4 separate regions of the Mus musculus genome follow, and all the other regions are linked to region 1. Evidence: chromatin loops called from intact Hi-C (ENCODE). Cell type or tissue: left cerebral cortex. All regions are shown on one strand.

What was found. Peaks named below come from ENCODE experiments on the same cell type or tissue, not always from the same donor. Only the 100,000 strongest peaks of a DNase experiment are listed, where the experiment ranks them.
Region 2: a loop joins it to region 1, with 15 times the contacts of the local background. A loop is called at or near these places in 40 of 42 quality-filtered maps.
Region 3: a loop joins it to region 1, with 6 times the contacts of the local background. A loop is called at or near these places in 11 of 42 quality-filtered maps.
Region 4: a loop joins it to region 1, with 7 times the contacts of the local background. A loop is called at or near these places in 40 of 42 quality-filtered maps.

Annotation. Positions count from the first base shown.
Region 1 is chr11:62,278,347-62,283,346 of GRCm38, forward strand. It overlaps Zswim7 (zinc finger SWIM-type containing 7), which reads right to left and starts at 3,049. Exons shown (of 5, transcript NM_027198.1): 1 at 2,911-3,049. The coding sequence starts at 2,986. It overlaps Ttc19 (tetratricopeptide repeat domain 19), which reads left to right and starts at 3,127. Exons shown (of 10, transcript NM_028360.2): 1 at 3,127-3,347; 2 at 3,439-3,542. The coding sequence starts at 3,167. In left cerebral cortex, a CTCF peak has its summit at 2,533 (motif pointing left); DNase peaks (open chromatin) are centred at 2,515, 2,815, 3,014 and 3,862; H3K4me3 peaks cover 2,426 bases; H3K27ac peaks cover 1,423 bases.
Region 2 is chr11:62,045,455-62,050,454 of GRCm38, forward strand. The region is part of intron 3 of Specc1 (sperm antigen with calponin homology and coiled-coil domains 1); the gene reads left to right. It overlaps Gm39988 (a long non-coding RNA gene), which reads right to left and starts at 4,970. Exons shown (of 5, transcript XR_003949695.1): 1 at 4,815-4,970; 2 at 3,801-3,901. In left cerebral cortex, a CTCF peak has its summit at 2,543 (motif pointing right); a DNase peak (open chromatin) is centred at 2,548.
Region 3 is chr11:61,927,733-61,932,732 of GRCm38, forward strand. It overlaps Akap10 (A kinase (PRKA) anchor protein 10), which reads right to left and starts at 2,525. Exons shown (of 15, transcript NM_019921.3): 1 at 2,257-2,525. The coding sequence starts at 2,344. In left cerebral cortex, a CTCF peak has its summit at 2,627 (motif pointing left); a DNase peak (open chromatin) is centred at 2,607; H3K4me3 peaks cover 2,260 bases; H3K27ac peaks cover 2,304 bases.
Region 4 is chr11:62,125,410-62,130,409 of GRCm38, forward strand. It overlaps Specc1 (sperm antigen with calponin homology and coiled-coil domains 1), which reads left to right. Exons shown (of 15, transcript NM_001281818.1): 5 at 2,791-2,998. It overlaps Gm39985 (a long non-coding RNA gene), which reads right to left. Exons shown (of 3, transcript XR_879913.2): 3 at 4,154-4,438. Among named protein-coding and RNA genes, the nearest start is that of Gm39985, 18 kb to the right of the region's middle. In left cerebral cortex, a CTCF peak has its summit at 2,460 (motif pointing right); a DNase peak (open chromatin) is centred at 2,484.

The DNA of each region.
Region 1 (5,000 bases):
CCCATACACGTGGAATGTTTAAAAAGAAATGGAAAGGTCAGACACACACTTCTAACTGGGATGCTCAGAAGCCAAAGGCACAAGCACAGGGAGCAAGGCCAGCCTGGGCTATAAAGAGGCCAAACAAAATCACACAGAAACCAGTACTACCAACCCCTGAAACCTCTGAGCCTCTACTAAACATGTCATTCTCTCATTTTCTCTAAGCAACCCAGGATGCCATCTACCTACTCAGCACTGACACTGCAGAGAACAGGAGCTGTGAGTGATGTAGGGATGGTTTCAAGCATATTAAAGTACAAAGGGGGCTGGTGAGACGGCTCAGCCGGGTAAGAGCATTGACTACCCTTCCGAAGGTCCTGCGTTCAAATCCCAGCAACCACATGGTGGCTCAGAACCACCCATAATGAGATCTAATACCCTCTTCTGGTGTGTCTGAAGTCAGCTACAATGTACTTATGTATATAATAATAAATTTTTGGGCCGGAGTGAGTAGAGGTCCTAAAATAATTCAACTCCCAACAACCACATGAAGGCTAACAACCATCTGTACAGCTACAGTGTACTCATATACATAAAATAAAGTACAAAGGAAGGTGAATATGGGTCACATGCCATCCTACCAAAGGGACTGTACATCAGCAATCTTAACCATCATGGATACCTAGGAGCAACTGCAATTCAAAGACCCAGAGAAAATAAAAGCCACCGACAAAATTCAGGAGCAATGCTAGATACAAAATGCTAGACAATTATGGGACAATGTTTTCAGAGGTCTGAAGATATGCTATTTCCAACATGAAACTTAATACCTTTTTGTAACCCCCCCCCCCCAGCCTGAAATCTGGCTGATCAGGTTTGACTGTTAGCACTAAGAGAGCATGGGGATGAAGCCTGCCACCCTATCGTTCTGCCACTCCCACTGCTACTACCTGCCACCTAGCTGTTCCAGAGCCAACACATGGTCACCTGAAACTGGACTCCAAGGATGATTTGGCGGGAATGGGCCCCTCCCCCTTCTTCATAACCCCGTGTCTCCAAATAGTAAAATTGAACCTTGATCAGACTAATGTCTTGGTTCCATCCTTTCTCGTGCCGCCTAGTTCCCTCTTTTCTTCCAGATTCCAAGATGCCTCCCAGGCTAGAACTCAGACATGTGGGCCGCTGGCCGCCCTCAACACCTTTTAACCAAGCGTGAGAGCAGAAAAACCTTTTTCAGACATTCAAAGCCGCAAAAGCATAGTTCATGCCTTCTTCAGAAACCTACTGAGGTGTGTACTGCATACAATAAGACAGGTAACAATACACAAGTGGATCAACAAGAGGAAAGTAAACTGTAGGATGTGCTAACACAAGACCCAAACTGGGAAAAGAGAATTCCCAGTTAACACTGAAGGAAGACAGCAGCAGCCCAACCGGACAGCAGCCAGTCCATACTAGGGAAGTCGGCAGGCTCTTCGCAGATTCCTTTATGAAAATGTAACTGATAAAATGTCTTTTTTACCTTAACATTTTGAGTGGAGACCTGTGATAGTGGCATAAAATTTCAAGTTCAAGTAAAAATACATATGTAGAAAACTAAACAAGCTTAGAAAGCCGAGATGGTTATAATTCAGGGGAACCAAGTTACCCAGGAAAGGAAATCATAGCTTCTATATGGTCAAAATCATATACATGCAACCTGGACTTATATTCTGCACGGTTACCAAGGAAGATTGGGGATTAGAAAGGAATACCCAGACCCAATACTGAAAACTGCTCTACTGAAAAATAAACAGGAATTGAGAGTCTGCTCCTGTGTAAGGGGGCCCCTTCAGTTACTGGCATATGGATTAACCAACAGCCCTGTTCTGTAAAACTCATCTCGTTCCAGCATCTCAGAACATCTGTGGTCAAATCCTGGAAGCAAGACCTCACAACAGACTAACACCCCACAACTTCTTTGAAGTCAAAGCATGTTTGAATACCTGGTTGGCTGAATCTTTTACGTAAAAGACCAAAATGAGACTATTCGTTTACTTTTCTAGTCCCATTGAAGCAGTAACTCAAACCAGTTCACAGAGCACAATCAATGAACAATAGGAGTTTTGTGCTCTAATTTGGCTATCATTTAGAGAGGCTATTTTTGGGGAGAGTGCTTTAATTAGTCTACACTTCAAAAGCACCCCCCACCCCACCTCCAGTTTTTTGAGATAAAGTCTCCAGCAGCCCAGTCTGGCCTAGCATTATGTAGCTGAGGTTGACCTTAAACTTTCCCTTTTTCTTTCTTTCTTTTTTTTTTTTTTTTTTTTTTTTTTGTCTCCACTTCCCAAGTGCGGAGACTACAGCCATGTGCCCAGTCTTGTGCGGTGGTGGGGAATCCACGGCAGCTCTCTACATGCCAGGCAAGCCTCTTTACCAGCCGAGCTGCATAGTAGATCCTCATTACTAGTTTTCCCCTTTTGGTAGATCCTCCTACTCTGGTGAGTAAGCAAAGATCATCCTTGGTCGGTCATTTTGTTGGAGACAGGCATAGGGCGACCTCTACAGGCCAGAGGGAAGAAGTAATTTTCAACTTCCCGATTTTTTTTTAAAGGTTTTGCCTCCCTGAATGTTTTTTAGTAAAATCTATTTACTAAACAAAGTAGTAAACAAGGGTATTATTTTTAAACTTTGCATCACGGATTGTGGATAAAGATTCTGAGTAACTCGAAATTGTCTACGCATCTGCCATTCCGCATCCCAGCCCTCGCCCACTCCTTGGATGTACCCAGTGGCTCTCTTTAAGTACCGGGGTTCCCGCACACCGGCTCGCACTCAGGGATCTGACGTCTAGTCACTCAAATCCCTCTATTTAGTTAAGCGATTTAAGGGGCCCAGGCTTCAGGGACATAACCATGCGGGGTAAGAATAAAAGCCCGCAGGCCGTACTTCTCGCGCTGTCTCGCACAGCGGCGGCCATCTCGCTCAGGAGCTCTTCCACCACCTCCGGGAGCGCGACCGCCATGGCACGCCGCCCGTCTTCTCTCCTCCCGGGCGCTGCGAACTTCACGCGCCCTGCAGGCCGGGGGCGGGGCGGGGCGGGACGAGACGGCGTGACGTCAGCATGCGTCATCGCGCATGCGGACTGGCGGGGCGTCCCGGGCCAGCCGTGGCTTAGTGGATCTCTGAGGGAGGACCCGTCGGCATGTTCCGGTTGCTTCGCTGGCGTCTGGGTCGAACCCTGCTGCGGGCCGCGGGCCGGCGGTGTGGGGGTTGTACGGCGCGCCTGCTGCCGGAGCGGACGGGCGACGCGGGGACGGGCGCGGAGCGGCTGCGGACCCGAGGCGCGCCGGCGCGGGGGCACGGGGTGCTGCCGCTGTTGGCAGGTGAGCGGTGCGCTCCGGGCGGGGCCGGCCCGGCGGGGGCGGGGACGCGGGCACGGGCCGGTCCCGGTGACCTCTGAGCCGCTTCTCGCAGCTCTCGCCTGGTTCTCGCGACCCGCGGCGACGGCCGAGCAGCCGGGAGAGGACGCGTCAGACGAGGCGGAGGCCGAGATCATCCAGCTGCTGAAGCAAGCCAAGGTGAGGGGCTCGACCGGGCGCGCGCGCTCTCTGCTCCGGTTTCCCGAGGCCTGGATGGATTGGCCCTGGGTGGAAGGTTGGGATCCATCCAGACTGGTCCAGAGCGAATCCTGCAGCAGAATCGCTGCAGTTGTGAGTGCAGGTGGAGACCCTCACATTTCCTTTATTTATTTATTTATTTTGTCCAAACGTATTGATTGAGGATGTTTTGCGAGGGTGGCTTTAATCAGCTAACCTCCAAGCCGAATGACATTTTGTTCATAGACTATGAATGACGCCCCGAAAATGCAATTTAGTATCGTTTATGCCTATTGGTTTGCGTCTAAATCTGTTTCTCCACATCCTTTTTTTCCCCCCTCCAGGTTTATTTCATCTCTTCCTACGGGTTCAATATCGACTTAATGCCAACAACGTCCAGATTTGTGTTCAGACTGCAGTGTGTCATTGACATGCTGTCTCTATTGCAAGGCCACAGCTATCTCTCAGATTTAGCATGCCCGGGACTAAGCACTTTTTCTTAAATTCCTTCCCCCCAAATATGGCTTTAACAGTGTTCTCTCTATCACCTAAAAAATTAAGCCTAAAAAATCATAGTGGTTCCTCAGGCGGACCCCTGTGTTTGAAACCAGCTTGCTCTACAAAGCAAGTCCAGGACAGCCAGGATTCTGTTACACAGAGAAACCCTGTCTCAAAAAAGAGGAGAAAAAAAAAAAAAAAAACAGAAAATAATCATAATTGTTCTTAAAGTGTGTTGTTGATAATTCCCAGTTACAGCAGTAAACACAGTTGCCATCAAATCCAGAACACTTCTCAAATCGCCTGCCCTCTTTTTCCATTCCCTCTTTTCCCCCAGTTTTCCTCACACAGGTCCTGTTCTCTTGCCCCAACCGCAGTCCTTTCTCCGTGTAGCAACCTGAGTGATGGTTTGAAAATGTAAATCAGATTGTAGTAGTGCTTTCTTGTTTGACAGCTGAGTGACTTCTCCCTGTACCTGTGAGAAAACACAAACCCCCTGTCAGAGGCTGCAGGGCTGGAAGTGATCTAAGCCAGCGTCTCATCCTCCTGTGGCAAGAGATGTGATTCAGGACCCTCTGTCCACCTCTCCGTCCTCGAATGTCTTCTGAAGATCCATTCTTTTCACCCCTGTCTTTTGGGGTCATTCTTCTGTCCATTTCGTTACATGGTTAACTCCTTAGTCACTTTACCTCAGTTTTACTCTCATTCTCTTGAACACGTTCCAGATTCCTCTTGTCATTCTTCTGTGCTGTTTTTCTTCCTCTTTTCGTGAGTTTTAATTATGCCTACTTGTCCTACCTGATTCCCTGTAATCTTCAGGAAGAGAAGAAGACGAAAGGCGAACAGCTTCGGTAGGAACACAGTGCCAGGTGTGGTGGTCCACACCTTTAACTGCCACACTCAGGAGGCCGAGCCAAGTGGATCTCTGTGGGTCAGGAGGCA
Region 2 (5,000 bases), 230 kb before region 1:
AAAAACAAAAAACACAAACAAAAATAAACCAAAAAAAAAAAAAAAAAAGTGGAGGGCGATCACAGAAGACATTCAGTGCTTCATGTGGCTTCCATAGCAACACTCCTCACCTGTACGCCCATCTGTACGTGCACACACATGCAATCACACATGCACATGAATACCACAAGCACATTTGTAGACATAATACAAGTTCTGAAAATAAGGCATCAGAGAGTTAACCTGTGGTGGGGATAAAGGAGATGAAGAGTGGCTTCCATCATTAAAAAGCTGCAGAGTGCTAGAGAGATGGCTCAGCAGTTAAGAACACTTGCCATCTCAGAAGATCTGGGCTCAGCCCCCAGCACCCATGTGACAGTGCCCAGCCATCTGTAACTCCAGGCCCAAAGGGTTTGACAGGTTCTCTTGTCCTCCACAGGCACCAGGCACTCCTATGTATGAAGGTGAACACTCATACACATAAAATAAAAAAAATACTTTTGAAAGATGCTAAAGAGATTATTTACAATATATGCAAGTTTGTAAAGACTATTCAAACCCATAAAGAAAACTGCAGAACAATGTGTAGCTCATATAAAAAAGAAGTGGCTATTCCACAGAAAAATAGTAAACTTCCCTTGTAGTTGAGGAGCTACTAGTCAGAACAATAACTCTCTCTATGGCGCACCCTGGTGAGAAAATCCCAAACAGGTAACCCTTGCGACCATGACTATGGGTACAGAGAGCAGGTACACTGCTTATGACAGTTTGGACAGCTTGGCAGCACCTGAGGCTTGTTGGTTTGGCTGGCCAGTGAGGCCCTGGGATCCTCCTGCCTCTGTGTGCCCAGTGAGCACTATTTATATGCATTACAGGCTTGGCCTGCTATCCCTGCCTTTCTTACATGGATTCTGAGGACTGAAACAGGTCCTCATGTTTGTGTGGCAAGCCCTTTACAGGTTTAGCCCTTGATCTGTCCTCCTAACCCGTAACGTTTTCCATTTGTATTAGTACGTATTTGACTCAGCACATTACAGATGCTCAGGCTGGATCCCAATGCTCTTCAGGTGCTGTGTTTGCTCTAGGACTGACCTACACCCCAGCCCGTCTACTGCTTATATTCAACATGAGTGCTGTGTGTGTGTGTGTGTGTGTGTGTGTGTGTGTGTGTGTGTGAGAGAGAGAGAGAGAGAGAGAGAGAGAGATCGTCTTACATGCTGGCAAGACGTAATGCAATTCTCTGGAAATTCATCTGTGAATTCTAGGAAATTAAGGAAATGCTGCCAGCATGTAGATAATCTCTAAAAGTTAGGCAAGCTTGTAACTTACATAGAGGCTCATGGGAAGGTGTCTTAATGCCATTTACTCTTAGGGTACAGACTTTTGACTTGTTTGCTCTGATGCATAGAAGGTAGTACTGTTGTTGTTGTTGTTTTCTTTCAAGTATAGTAGTTTATCTCCTGGTTAATTTTTTATTTTTAAACTATATATATACATATATATGTATGTGTATATATGTGTGTATGTATGTATATATACATACATGTATGTGTGTGTGTGTGTATGATACTGCAATGACTAATATTCATGATCAAATGTGACTGGATTGGAATAATGTAGGAGACACCTAGATGAAGTGGGGTCTTGGACTGAATGAAAAAAGATAAAAGGAGAAAGCAAGCAGAATGCCAAGCGAGCAGAATGCCAGCATTCATCCCTCCACTTCCTGAATGCAACATGTCCACCCACACTTCCATGAGCGTGCCTTCCTGCCCCGAGGGACTGTACCCTCAAGCCATGAGTGGAATTAATTCTTCCTTCCTTAAGTTGCTCCTTGCTGGGCTTGTCACAGGGACAAGGAAAGCCCCTAGGACAGGTGCAGAGACAGTTTATATGTATCCTGTGTGAGTAGATCTGGTCATTGGCCTATTACCTGCCCTGCCCACCATTTCTTTGTTTAGATTTGCCTTGCACTGTGATTCTAAACCTATAACTAGCCAGTATCACATCTCAGGCCCCTCTGCACGCTCAGTCTGAACCTCACCAACTCAGTGATTGACACATGGTAGGCAGGATGGGAGTTGCTTCCATAAGCGTAGGGTGGGAGGCTCATATCTTTTCTTTTTCATTTTTCAAAGACGGTGCCCAGTTTCCCCTGTTCCCTATAGTACTGCTAGAGTTTGCTTCAACAAGAACAATCAATGGAGCACCTACTAGGTCTGGCCCACCACCTGCAGCCCTGCTCCCTGCTCCCCTGCCATCTGCTCCCCTGCCTGCCTCCCCTCCCAATGGTCTCTCAGACCTGTTGATACTTCTTCCTCAGGCAGACTTAGGGCTCTGGTCTGAACTATCACATGTCCACCTTGAGCACTCACTTTTGGACTTTATGTTGTGGATCTGAGTGTGTTAGATCTTCTTCCTCTTATCCCTGAAGTGCCCTTTATATGTGTGTGTTCTCCCCAAAATGTGAGCTGCAGAGTAAGGAACTTTTAGAGTCCTTGTGCCAAGAGCTACCTCTCAAGTCAACAGGACTCAGGGAAGCGACTGCTGTGGTAGACGAGAGCCACCAGGTGGCAGCCTTGTCCAAAATACTGATAAGCTGGAGTCTTGGTTCTATGGGGAGCTGCTACCTTCAGAAATAATGATTCTTTAATCAACAAATATGTCTGAACACTTACTCCATATTCAGCACGGTTCTGGGGAAAGGGTACCAGGACAAAGATCTCTGTCTCCATTAAGCTACCCGAGCTTCTGAGAACATGATCAAGGGAGACAGTAGGCTGGGAAGGACCACCGTGGCAGGGTTGACAGTTTGGGGCAATGGCCTGTGCCCACCAGTGTCTGGCACAGTCTGGGAGCAGAAAGAAGGGGCTACAGAAGAACCAGCGGCAGAGCAGGCAGGCATGGGTGACTTCTGCAGGATCCTCTGGAATAGGGACAGCCCCCGAGTTCATGCCCTAAGAAATCCTTCGGCTGCTTTTTGAGAGTAGACAGGTGGACTGGGAAGACCAGATGGCTAGCTGCTGTCATAAACGAGGAAACAGTCATTACAGCCTGGGCTAGGCTGGGAGCTGGAACAGCAGGCAGGCTCTGGGTATATTTTGAAGAGTAAAGCCAACCAGCCTAGTAATGCCCTGATCTTCTTTACTGTGCACATAAACACACATAAAATTCTCTCTTTTAGACATTTTTAAAAATGGCATATCTTATTCCTTTATTTCATGAATGTGTGCGTGCATTTCTCGTAGTTCACACGTTGAGGTTAGAGGACAGACATGGGGGTCAGTTCTCTTCCCACGTGGGTTCTGGTGTGTGAACTCAGGTTGTCAGGTTTGGTGGCTAGTGCGGTTAGCTGCTGGTCCTCTTTTAGCTAGTTTTTGTTGTTGTTGTTTTTGTTTTTCGAGACAGGGTTTCTCTGTGTAGCCCTGGCTGTCCTGGAACTCACTCTGTAGACCAGGCTGGCCTCGAACTCAGAAATACGCCTGCCTCTGCCTCTCAAGTGCTGGGATTAAAGGTATGCGCCACCACACCTGGCTCTCTTTTAGCTATTTTTAAGAATGTAGCCCACTCCCTTCACAGATGCCATTGTGGTTGTTTTGTTTTTTGCTGTGCTTTGCAGACACTGGACGTACATTCTGCTACCCAGCTCCCTTACAGCCCTACGTGTGAATGTAGAGATCCCACACACATCCACATTGCCACACAAGCCTTCACGCCATCTTTTTCCAAACCGCTTCATCTTAGAGAACTGAAGCCCTGTGCTCAGCCAACACCCAGCCCACCCAGCCCCTACAACTCTTATTCTGGGTCTGTCTTTGTACCTGGTTCCTCAGCATAGACCACAGTGTGTGCTGAGGCTGGCTTCTTTCATTCCATAAGATGTCCTCACCAGTATCCATGTTGCCACATGTGCCAGCATTTCCTGTTTTTTTAAAGCCAGATTTTATTGTGGTGTATGTTCTTACCACATCCCCTCACTTTCTTCCTCTTGGCTGTTATGAATTGCACTGCTGTGGTCCTATCTCCTGGCAGCTTATATGATCCACATGGGGTCAGATTGTTGCTTATGGTAGTAGCAATGGGACCCTGAGGGATGGGATGTGTGTATGCATGGCCAGGAAGGTCCTGTGGCCATGTAATGGATGACTGAGAACTGGTTCTCATGTACTTGGGGAGCTCATGGAGATGACGCCACACATCATACATGGAGGGCTGACAGGAAAGAATCCTACCATTTTTAACTGACACCAGTGCTTTCTAAAAGTTAAATAGGAATTAAGCTTAAGCACTGCTTTGATCCAGCTACACTCCACTGCTCATGGAATCTTAGACATCTTAGTTTTGTTATTGAGTGCAAAGTTGTGATTCCAAAGTCACAATAGGCACACCTTTAATCCTGGCACTCAGAGGCAGCTCTGGTCTCTGCAAGTTCTAACCTACCTACTCTGCATAGTGAGCTCTTGGCCAGCCAGCAAGGGCTACATACTTTTTATTTTTTAAGGCCGTTTCCAAGAAGGTATCTGTGACTTCACAGGACACATAGCCATCATTCTGTAGTGAACTGGCTCTGACCTATGATGCCCGTCCTTGCTAACAGAGGAGAGGTCTAGCCTGTGCTCCAGCTAGGTGCTGGCCCCTCCCCCATAGTATATAGCTATACTCAGCATTCCTCAGGAATGAAGAGAAAGAGGTTCAGGCAGACTTGATAGCTCTCCCAGACTAAGATCCAGAGCCGGATCCTGGACTCCTTCCTGCTGCAGGCTTCACTGCAGTGTGGGACCCCCATTTCTTCCCTCTGTTATAGACCTACTGTTTCCCATGCCGACACTGCTTACTGTGTGCTGTCTCCGGTTTTTCTTTACTGTAGTTCTATGAGGCAGTACCATCTCATCCCTCAGGCCAGAAGACAGATCAGAAAGGCAGATAGGAGCCAACTGTCTCCATCCACATCCAGGAAATGCTGGGACCAAGCCACAGAGGCTTAGAGGAAACTAGGGTATGGTGGCTTGTGGGAGCAGGTG
Region 3 (5,000 bases), 350 kb before region 1:
AAGGAGGCCAGAGAAGAGTAGGGGAGTCCCTGGACCTGGAGTTACAGATGGTTCTAAGCTGCCATGAAGGTTCTGGGAACTAAACCCAGGTTCTGTGTAAGAACAACATAAGTTCTGAAGGGCTGAGCCACCTCCAGCCCTCTTTTCCTGATTTTAGATTTACCATTTTTAATGAAATATGATAAACCTCTAACAAGAAAGAAAATTAAATTGAAGGATCTTTATGAGGCTGTTTTCAGAGGTTGGGTGTGGTGATACATGCCTATAATCCAAATACTAAATTAGAGGAAGAAGAATGTCCACAAGGTCCCCATCTCAACAGGAAATGCTAAGGCCAGGACTACAAAGCCAGACTGTCTTGACTCCCAACCCCTCAAAAAGGTTGTTTCTAGCTCTCTTGCCACATTCAATCTCCAGAAATCATCTGGAATAATCTTTTTACTCCTTAAGTACATTTATTTATTTTGTGGGAGTGGATGTACCACACAGCACATGTGTGGAGGTCAGAGGACAACTTAATGGGAGTTACTCTTTCCCTCCACCATTGTGGGTCCTGGGGCTCTAACTCTGATGGTTAGGCTGCACAGCAAGGGTCTTTATCTGCTGAGCATCTGGCTCTAGAATAAACTTTCTAAGCAAATAATCAGATCACCCTTTATTGTAAGGTCACCTCTCTTCAAAAGCTTTACAATATATTCTCTCTGCATTTGGAATAAAACTCTCGATAATGTGGTGTCTGCCTATCTGCTTCTCTATGCCTCAGCCACAGTGGCCACCTTGCCTTTCCTAAAGGGCACCAGCTCTTTATTCCTGGTACCTCCAGTGTCTTTCCTGACCTCTCTAAAGTTACATTCTACTACTGATCCTCTAGTTTTACGTTTCAAGGTTACATACTGAATTCTTCTAACATCCAACCAAAATAGGTTTTTCTTCATAAATTAGTCTTTCATTACACATCATTCAATTTGTAAGTATATACACACTTTTTTTTTTGGCCTTATTTATTGCCTGCCTTCAGCATCAATGAGTTTCATAGGTACAGAGACTACGTCCATATAACTATTTCATGACACCCTAAGACAGTGTCTGGCAGACTGGACACTCGACAGTGTGTGTTAAATGAACAGACAGAAGTCTGTTGTTCAACTTGAATTAGTCCCATACTTAGAATGCATTCCCCCCCTTAAAAAACAAGCACCACAACACTGTCAACCTAGGTACATTAACAACTCCAGAGATATTAAGACACTTTACTGATAAAGCTTCCTATTATTTACCAGTTTCATTCATTCCCTCACCTAGCATCAACAGACAGCCTCAGTCCTATGAGGCCTTTAGGAATCATCTGATTCTCAGCTGGAAAAAAAGTGGGTTAACCGGCTGTTTCGGGTTACAGAGTTTATGAAAAAGCTATCACGTGAATACAAGTCTGATTTGGTGTTATGTTTAAAAAAAAAAAAGTCTGTCTGATACATCTTCTCAGTAAGAATGAAGAGATACAACCACCTCCACCTAAAGAGATTTGATTGATCAATTTGTGTATGTATATTTAATGAAATACCATAACCCTTTCCAGGATCAAAATCACCTTGCCTCTACTTTAAAAACTAAGTAAGCTTTTACAACTGGACATCCGAAATCTAAGTAGTTCGTTTATAGTAGCAGCAACGGTCTCAATAATTAGTAAAGTTGCTCAATCATCAAAAGCAGTAGTCTTCTGAATACGGAACTTCAGTAGTAAGAAATTTTATTTTAGGAATAACAGTGGGCCCCCTTCCGCTCTCCACCCCCGCCCCCAAAAGAGGAAACTAGAAAATAGCGCTAGTTGAAGAAATAACAGTTGCACGTGGTTTTAGGTATAACCCCCCCCCCCCAATATTCGGAAAAGTCAAGACTTCCTATAAGTAAAGGGATTTCCTTGATCTTCATCCACAGTGCGCGCGTGGATCACACACACATACAAACCTCCAGAAACCAAACACACCAGGAAAACCTTTTCTTTAGCCAACAGGTGTTAATTTCTATGGGTTTAAGCAGACACTTTTGGCCCAAAGCGACAATGCCCCTCGACCTCGCTTGAGGAGGCCACCTTCTTCCCTGCGGAGTCCCGGGCAGCACACTGCACCGCGGGTGTCGGCGCCGAGGCCGAGCGGCTCATCGAGAGCCTCGCGGCCGCCCTGACAAAACCCTTGCAGGTTTGCTGCCCCACCGCTGCCCGAGACCCGGCTCACCCCCCGCCGGCGACCCCTCGGCTACCTTTCCGCCGGAAGAAGGACATGGCGGGGCCCGGGTCGGGGCGGAGGGCGCGGGGGGAGTGTCGCGGGGAGGGCCCGGCTCCCCTCATTCAGCAGCTGGCCGGGACTTCCGGGGCCGCAGGAGCCGCTGCACTAGTCCGAAAACAGCCCCTTCTTCCGGGTGTGGGCGCTGCCGCCACCTCGGGATGCCCCGGCAGCTGCTGCCGCCATGTTATCAACAAGCCACCCGCTTAGAGTTCCGGTCCGTCCGCGCGCGGGGCTTCACGGGAGGCCCCGGCCCCGCCTCCTCCTGCGCACCTCCTCCCGCGGGGCCGGGGCGCGCGCCCGCTCAGCCCACGTGACCTGGCGTCCTCGAGTCCGCGAGCCCTTCCCCCTGGAGGCTTCGGATGACAGCGTCTCTTTGCTGAACCTCCTCCTCTTCGGGAAGCCCCCGCCAGCACTGCTGCGCAGCCTTTTCGCGGAATCTTGCTAAATGCCGCAGGCTGCTTGGCAGCTTTACCCTGCCAGGTCCCCGGGGGATGCAGGCGAGCCTGCAGGACGAGGAGCTGCTCTTATGTAGCTCCCGAAGCTCCCTCCCTCAAAGTGACCTCAGGAAGGAAGGAGAAAAAGAGTGGTAGGCTCATTTTCAGATGAAATCCCTACAGATGCTCAAAACAGAAAGAGCCAGCAACCTGAGCCTCAACAGAGGGCTATTTCTTCCGTTCTTATTCGAAAGCCACCTTCCTATAAATCTTCTGGCTTTCTTAAAGCTTACCCACCTTTAGCGCCCTGGATGGATGGCCACTATAGCTACAACTACTGTCAAAAGCGAACCAGGAACTCGTGATGCACACAGTTGCTGATTTTTATGTTGGATCAGCAAAGTCTACCTGAGACAGAAGGAAAAACAAGTGCAGAAGCGGCAACTTGCCTGATTATTCGGTGTGTTAAAACAGGAACTAAGTAAAGCCTGGAGTCTTAACCATATTATTAGAGCAGGTTAATAAGTTTGCTAGTTTTGTTTCCAAGCCTGTTTGCTAAATGATGAAAAACCATCATAGCTAAACTTATTTATAACATCGTGCACAGATACCATACTAAACCCTCCAGGTTAGTAACAGTCTTTAAACTTGCTCTTGGTATGGAGGAAACTAGGCCAGCTTTCAAGGTCACGCTGGGCAGGAACTGAAAAGGAGAGCAGGGCTGTGGTTGCCCCATGTGAGGTAATGGTGTGGAGGTCTGAGATGATTTGGAAATGAATATTACACTCTGGGCATACCCCTCCCCTATTCCCACCCACTGCCCACCCTTGAAAACCTTTCCTTGCCTAAGAATATTAAGGCAAGCCAGGGGAGGTGCTCTGGTGGTGAAAGCCTTTAACACACTTGGAAGGCAGAAAGAAGCCAGTGGATCACTGAGTCCCAGGTCAGCTTGATTTACTTAGGGAATTTTAGGCCAAGGTGAGACTGTGTCTCAAACAGATAAAAACAAAACAAGGCGTTGAACGATGGCTTAGCAATTAGGAGCACAGACAACACTTGCAAAGGATCCACAGTTAGAGTATCTACTCTGTTCTTAGGCAGAATGGGTGGTGTGTCTTACATTATTCCTTTGCCTTTCCCTTCTGGAGTTCCAGTCTTGGCAGAGACTGTTTTGTATTTGTTAACTATTGGTTAGCTGATCAGGGCAGGAGGAACACCAGACGAATGAGTGAGAAAAATCCCTTAAATGAGCAAAAAGTCAATGGGGTTGAGGGGAGGGCTCTGGCTCCATTAGGATTTCTAGAATCCTTACTCATTCTCTCAGGCTAAATAAACATAAATCAGTGTTGAGGAAGTGTTTTTCAACTCAATTTCCAATGAGGTTTATTCTTTGAGCCCCCCCTACCAGAGATTCTGGAGTTGCTTTTATTCTCTGTGAGAAATAGATTGTTACAGTCCATTTACAGATAAGAAGAAAGCAATAGGCCCCCTAGCTGGTGGCTGGTGCAGGCTTGTCACAGAACTCTAAAAAAGTTACAGGTAGTCTGCTACCCTATTGCTCATGGTCAGAAAAGGAGGAGGGGTGCTATCTCAAGCCCCAAACTATTCATTAGATAAGGTTTTGTGTCCTAAAACAATAACATGGGAAATTTGGGAAAGGGGCAAGTTCTAGCCAATGGAGACAAGAATAGAATTAGAGGGAACTTAAAACCCCTCCAGATTGGGGGGACCTTAAAAATCACTGCCTTGTACCAAAGCATTGCACCAGAAATTTTTGACTTTTCTTTTTGCTGGCATCCCTTTCTGCAGAATTGTATATTTAAAAACTGCTTCGTTTTGTTAGTTCCTTGAATAAGTTTTATTATTTCCACTATCTCTCAGACAGCTAGACATAGCAGTCAGCTAATCGAAATCATTATTTACTAAGAACTTGTGATGTACTCTCTATGTTCCTAGCACTTTACAATTAAGACTTTTCATAATCCTTCACACATACACCTCACCACCACCCCACAAGAGATCCTGCCACCATCATGTCTTGTTTATAGAGGATGGTTTGGGTTTCTTTGTAATGACCTAGGATCTCAATGGTAATACAAGATAGAGAAAGGAAGGAAGGAAGAAGGGTTGTTGGTGAAGCTGTGACTCCCACTTCAGGAAGTCTTACTGTAGTTATAACCACTCCAGACAACTTGTACCTGCTTTGGAAGACCCCAATCTGGGCAAGATATGCTCAGAACTGTAGAACTCAAAAGAAGTAGGTGAGGACACCTGATGCCCTGTT
Region 4 (5,000 bases), 150 kb before region 1:
TGCCTGAGGAGTCCAGCCATGAGCCCATAAGACTCAAAGTTTACCTTCCAAGGCTGCCTTTCAGACAGTAGCTTTCTAAAATCTAAAATGTAGGGCTTCAGGGCTGGAGAGAGGACTCAGCGGTTAAGCTCTTCCAGAATACCTGGGTTTGGTTCCCAGCACCTACAAGTGCACCACAACCATCTGTAAATCTTTTAAAAAAGACAAAAAAATAGAATGTGTCTCAACTTTTAAAAAAGTCATTTTCTATGTATTATGAAGTAATCGTGATAAGATAGAAGACTTTCCACCAGCCAACTCTCATGGTTAAATAGACCTATATTTACTGTGATTCACATTATTATGTCTTTTTTGTTGTTGTTGTCTCTCTGTGTAGCCCTGGCTGTCCTGGAACTCACTTTGTAGACCAGGCTGGCCTCGAACTCAGAAATCCGCCTGCCTCTGCCTCCCAAGTGCTGGGATTAAAGGCGTGCGCCACCACGCCCGGCACATTATTATGTCTTACTTATGCATAAGACATAAGGCTATTCTGGAAGAAGGAAGTAGTTTTTATTGAGTGGTTACTATATAAGGCAAAGTTAAACTGTACCAGTCACTAATAAACTGTAAATACATTATTTCATTAAACCTCCATTGTTCAAATAAGGAAACTGAGGCAAAGGAATTAAAAGAATACAAGGTTCAGCTATGTATGGTGCGGCATGCTGTAGTCCCGGGACTAGGGGCTGAGGCAGAACTTCAGTTTTGAGTACTTAACCAGCTTAAGTTACATAAAGAGACTCTTTCCAAATAGCAATCTTAAAGTAAAGTAAAATAAAATAAAATAAAATAAAACCCCACAAATCTTGATTTGGTAGAACTGGAGTTTAAATCTTGGCATTTAGTTTCAGATTCTGTGCCCTTCGCCATTTTGGTATACTTCCGCAGCTTTAGTTTTGACAGCAGCCTGCAGTGGTATGTATGCACAGTGCAGAGCCGCAGGCTTTTGTAACTGAAGTATGACTTTTAGCTCGGGCTAAATGATGTTTGTTGGTCCTGAGGTTGTTCCTCATATTCTCATCCATCCATCCATCCATTCACCTGTCCCACCTACCAAGTGGAAAACATCACAGGATCGCCTTGTACTGTTTTACTCATCCATTCATCACATGCACATTAAGTCCTTTCTCCATGCCTAGCACTGTGCATGTGCAGAGAGAGGGTTCTGTGTACTGTTGTGAATAAAGTCGACCAGATCCCTATTCCTATAGCGTCCCCAGCCAGAACTGCAACTGGGAAAAAAAATTAGATGCAAAGTCCCCACACTTAAAAAAATTAGAAAGAAATCTATTGCATATCAAGTTTATGTTGCCTGGAAAATACCTACCTATTTATTAATGTCAGTTAAATTGCTAAAGAAAAGGGGCAGTGTTTATTGTAGCATTTTTAAAATAATAATAAAGTGGGGTTTACAGGCAGTGGATTTCCAGTATATGGTAATTAAAATAATGTAGTGCCAACTAGTAGATGGCTCAGTGGATGATTCTATGTACTAGACAATGCTTATTATACTATTTTAACATAATTTTAAATGCAGATTGATACATATTACAACAGGTTATTTGTATGTGTGGTAGATGCATTTTCACATGTATGTGGGCATGTGTAACTATGAGGACCAGAATTTGAATCCCTAGCACCCAGGTAAATGCGGGGTAAAATGATAGCTTGCCTATAATCTTAGTACTCAAGAGGTAAAGACAGGAACTTCCCATAGCAAACCAACTAGCTAGACTAGCTGAATAAAAAATTTCTGAGTTCAAGTGAGAGATCTTACCTCCGTATCTATCATGGAGAGTGATCAAGGAAGACACTGATGTCAAACTGACCACCATTCATTTGTACAAACACATGCACCCACACACTTGCCCACATACATGTGAAGATACATGCACACACACACATAATCTGCTGTAATATGTATCCATCTGCATGTACTAACATTTAAAATTATGTTGAAATAGCATAATAAGTATTGTCAGTATAAGACAAAGGCATATTACACCCTGCAGTGTAATACTTCCAAATCACCACACACATACAACCAGTTGTGTAAAGTTTTATAATACCTGTTCAAGCCTATATATTATCAAGTACTTATACACATATGTAATAAGCATGGGAAACTCTTCATGGAATAACCGCACACCAACTTTAAAACAATGTCTGTTACTTGCTGAAATGGAAAGAAAAGTTGAGGCATTAACACATTTTATTGAATTAAAAGATTCGGCAAATATGGAAAAATTTGTTAAGCTCAAGTGCATCATTATCTTGTTTCTATGTGTGTAATTAAAGTTGAGCAGGTAAAATTAATGGGAGTATTTTCTGTTTCCAGAACATTCAGATTTTTATGTTACACGTTTTATTCTTCCAAAGAAGGTTGAGATCTGTCTGTGGCTCAGGCTGCAGGAATATTGAATCTCACCAGCAGAGGGCGCTGCTCTGCAGAGAATGTGAAGAGTGGCCAGGTTTTCATGCTTCCCTGTTCTGCCCTGGGAAGGGAAAGAGTTGCCTGTACTAGGAGGCCCTTGCTTTCTGCTTATAAAAAGGGGCACAGAATCCAGGCCTTTGGACACATTGTGCATCTTTTAACATTTATAGCCTTGGCTGTGCCCAGACTAAAAACAGCAAGGAGTGGCGTACGCCAGGGCATCCAGCAAGTCTTCTACCGACCTGTGAGAGTGGTTTTTTGTTTTTGTTTTTGTTTTTTTTTCCTGTTAAACTGACACAATATTCCTTTTTCTCTAGATGGAGAAAGATTATTCGTACCTGAAAGAAGTCTGTGATCATCAAGCAGAACAGCTGAGCAGAACCAGCCTAAAATTACAAGAGAAAGCTTCAGAAAGTGACGCAGAAATCAAAGACATGAAAGAGACCATATTTGAATTGGAAGACCAGGTGGAGCAGCATCGCGCCGTCAAGTTACACAATAACCAGCTCATCAGTGAGCTGGAAGGTAAGTGGCGTCAGCCTGAAAAGGGTGCGGCGACAAAGGGGTTTCTAAGGATGTTTGGTGGCCAGGGTGTCAGAAGAGCCTGTCTTGTGAGCCCTGTATCAACTCCCTAAGAGAACTTAAAAAACAAGCATTAATCTCTGAGAAGACCACAACTCTTGAAAGAGGCAGTGCATTTGGGAAGGGTTAGATGTACCTACCTGTGCAGCTTCCTGCAGCCTCCACCTCTAGACAACCAAGCCGTCTTTGAATTCTGCTGTGACTGTGGGAGGCGTTTTCCCCTACGGATGGCCTTCAGGGTTTGAGAGTAAATTATTTACTGCCTTTGTATCAACAGTGTGTTGCCTGCACTGTCTGATGGATGAGATCTACTCAGAGTGAAGCAAACCATTGTGCCTGTGGTCAAGTCCAGCGTGTTCCCATTGGTGGCAGGATTTGGGAATCTCTCACAGATGTTAGCTGCTTGGTTTCCAAAGACACATCAGTATATGGCTTTAGGAACTCACTCCCTTGAATGGGGAAAGACATTTTTTTAAGAGATTTAAACTTCCTTTATTTTGTCTAAATCAACCTTATCAAATATCACACCTAGTTAGTTTTGCTTTTGTAACAAAAGACTTTAAAAAACAAAGATTTGTAGGGCACTAGTTACTACAAAGATGAGCTTAGTTGCCTGAGAAGTTTTCTGTCATGTACAGCCAGCCTTGGTACTCACAGATTCTGCATTCCTGAATTTACCAATTCACCAGCTCACTAGAATATACTTGTATCCCTAGATTGGTGCTTACAACACCTTCCTGGTTTGGGAAAAATGGAAAGAGGTGAAAAGTCAGAGGAAAGTCAGGAAAACCTCTGTTCTTCGCAGAGATTAAGCTCAAGAACCCTCTACTTTCTGGTCTGAATTATGATGCTGTGTACAAGGATCTCTTTTTTCTTTAAAAATATTTGTTTTTTACCTTTTATTTATTTTGGCTGTGGAGGTGGGAGGACAGCTGTGGGTATTGGTTCTTTCCTTCTACCACACGGTTCCCAGGGATCAAACTCAGTCGCCAGGCTTGATAGTATGTGTTTTACCCACTGAGCTAGCTCTCCAACCTGCAAGTGGGTTTTTTAAAACATAACAATCCTATTTAAAAACAAAAGAAAACACTCTTGTACTTTTTTTCATGGTTTTTATTTGAAATGCTCCCAGATACGATGCTGAAGTGCTGTCTACTGTCCCTAGGTGCAGAAGGCTGTGATGGTATCTATAGAAATAGGTGTGTTAGATAACATTGGTCAGGCCTGAGCTTTCGTGATGGTGAACATGAGTTCAGTGTCAGACAGCAGTCCAGGATATCCACACAGAGGAGACGGTCGTTCTTCCATCCTAACACTAGGCTTCTTTGATGCGCTGGGGAAATGCCGGTTATGCACAGTGACACATCTTCACTGATGTTGAAGCTATGAAAAGGATGGGAAAGCAAGGAACTTTAGAGATTCATGGAATGAAGATCTGTAGTTGACAGTGTCCTGGACAATAGTGTCACAATGCCAGAGACAAAACGAATTCGCTGTAACCTAGCCCAGGGCCAGCAGAACTGTCATTCATTATACACTGATTAGGCATAAGGGAAAGGATGCTTGCAGGCAAGAAAGGTTGCATAGATCAGAAAGCTACAGAAAATTGTTTAAAATACCAATTCAGTATTGCAAAAAGTAGAGAGGGAAAAAAAAGGCATCCTGATGCATATGGAACAGGGATTCTGGTGTGCAAATAGCATTTTAGATGGTGAAAACTGTGACCAGAAGCCTATAGGAATCCAACACTGTTTCCGTGGGGAGCAACAGTTCAGTATTCCTTGTTGATTGAGCACAGTGGTTTCTATGAGGGGAGCTGATTGTGTGCTCTGTGGCTGGATTAATTGACTAATACCAGAGTGACAGTGCCCGTTGTTCGTTGCCTTTGTCATGGACTGTAGAGCAGTGACACTCAGTGTCACCCAGGTTCAATAGCACTTCTTGA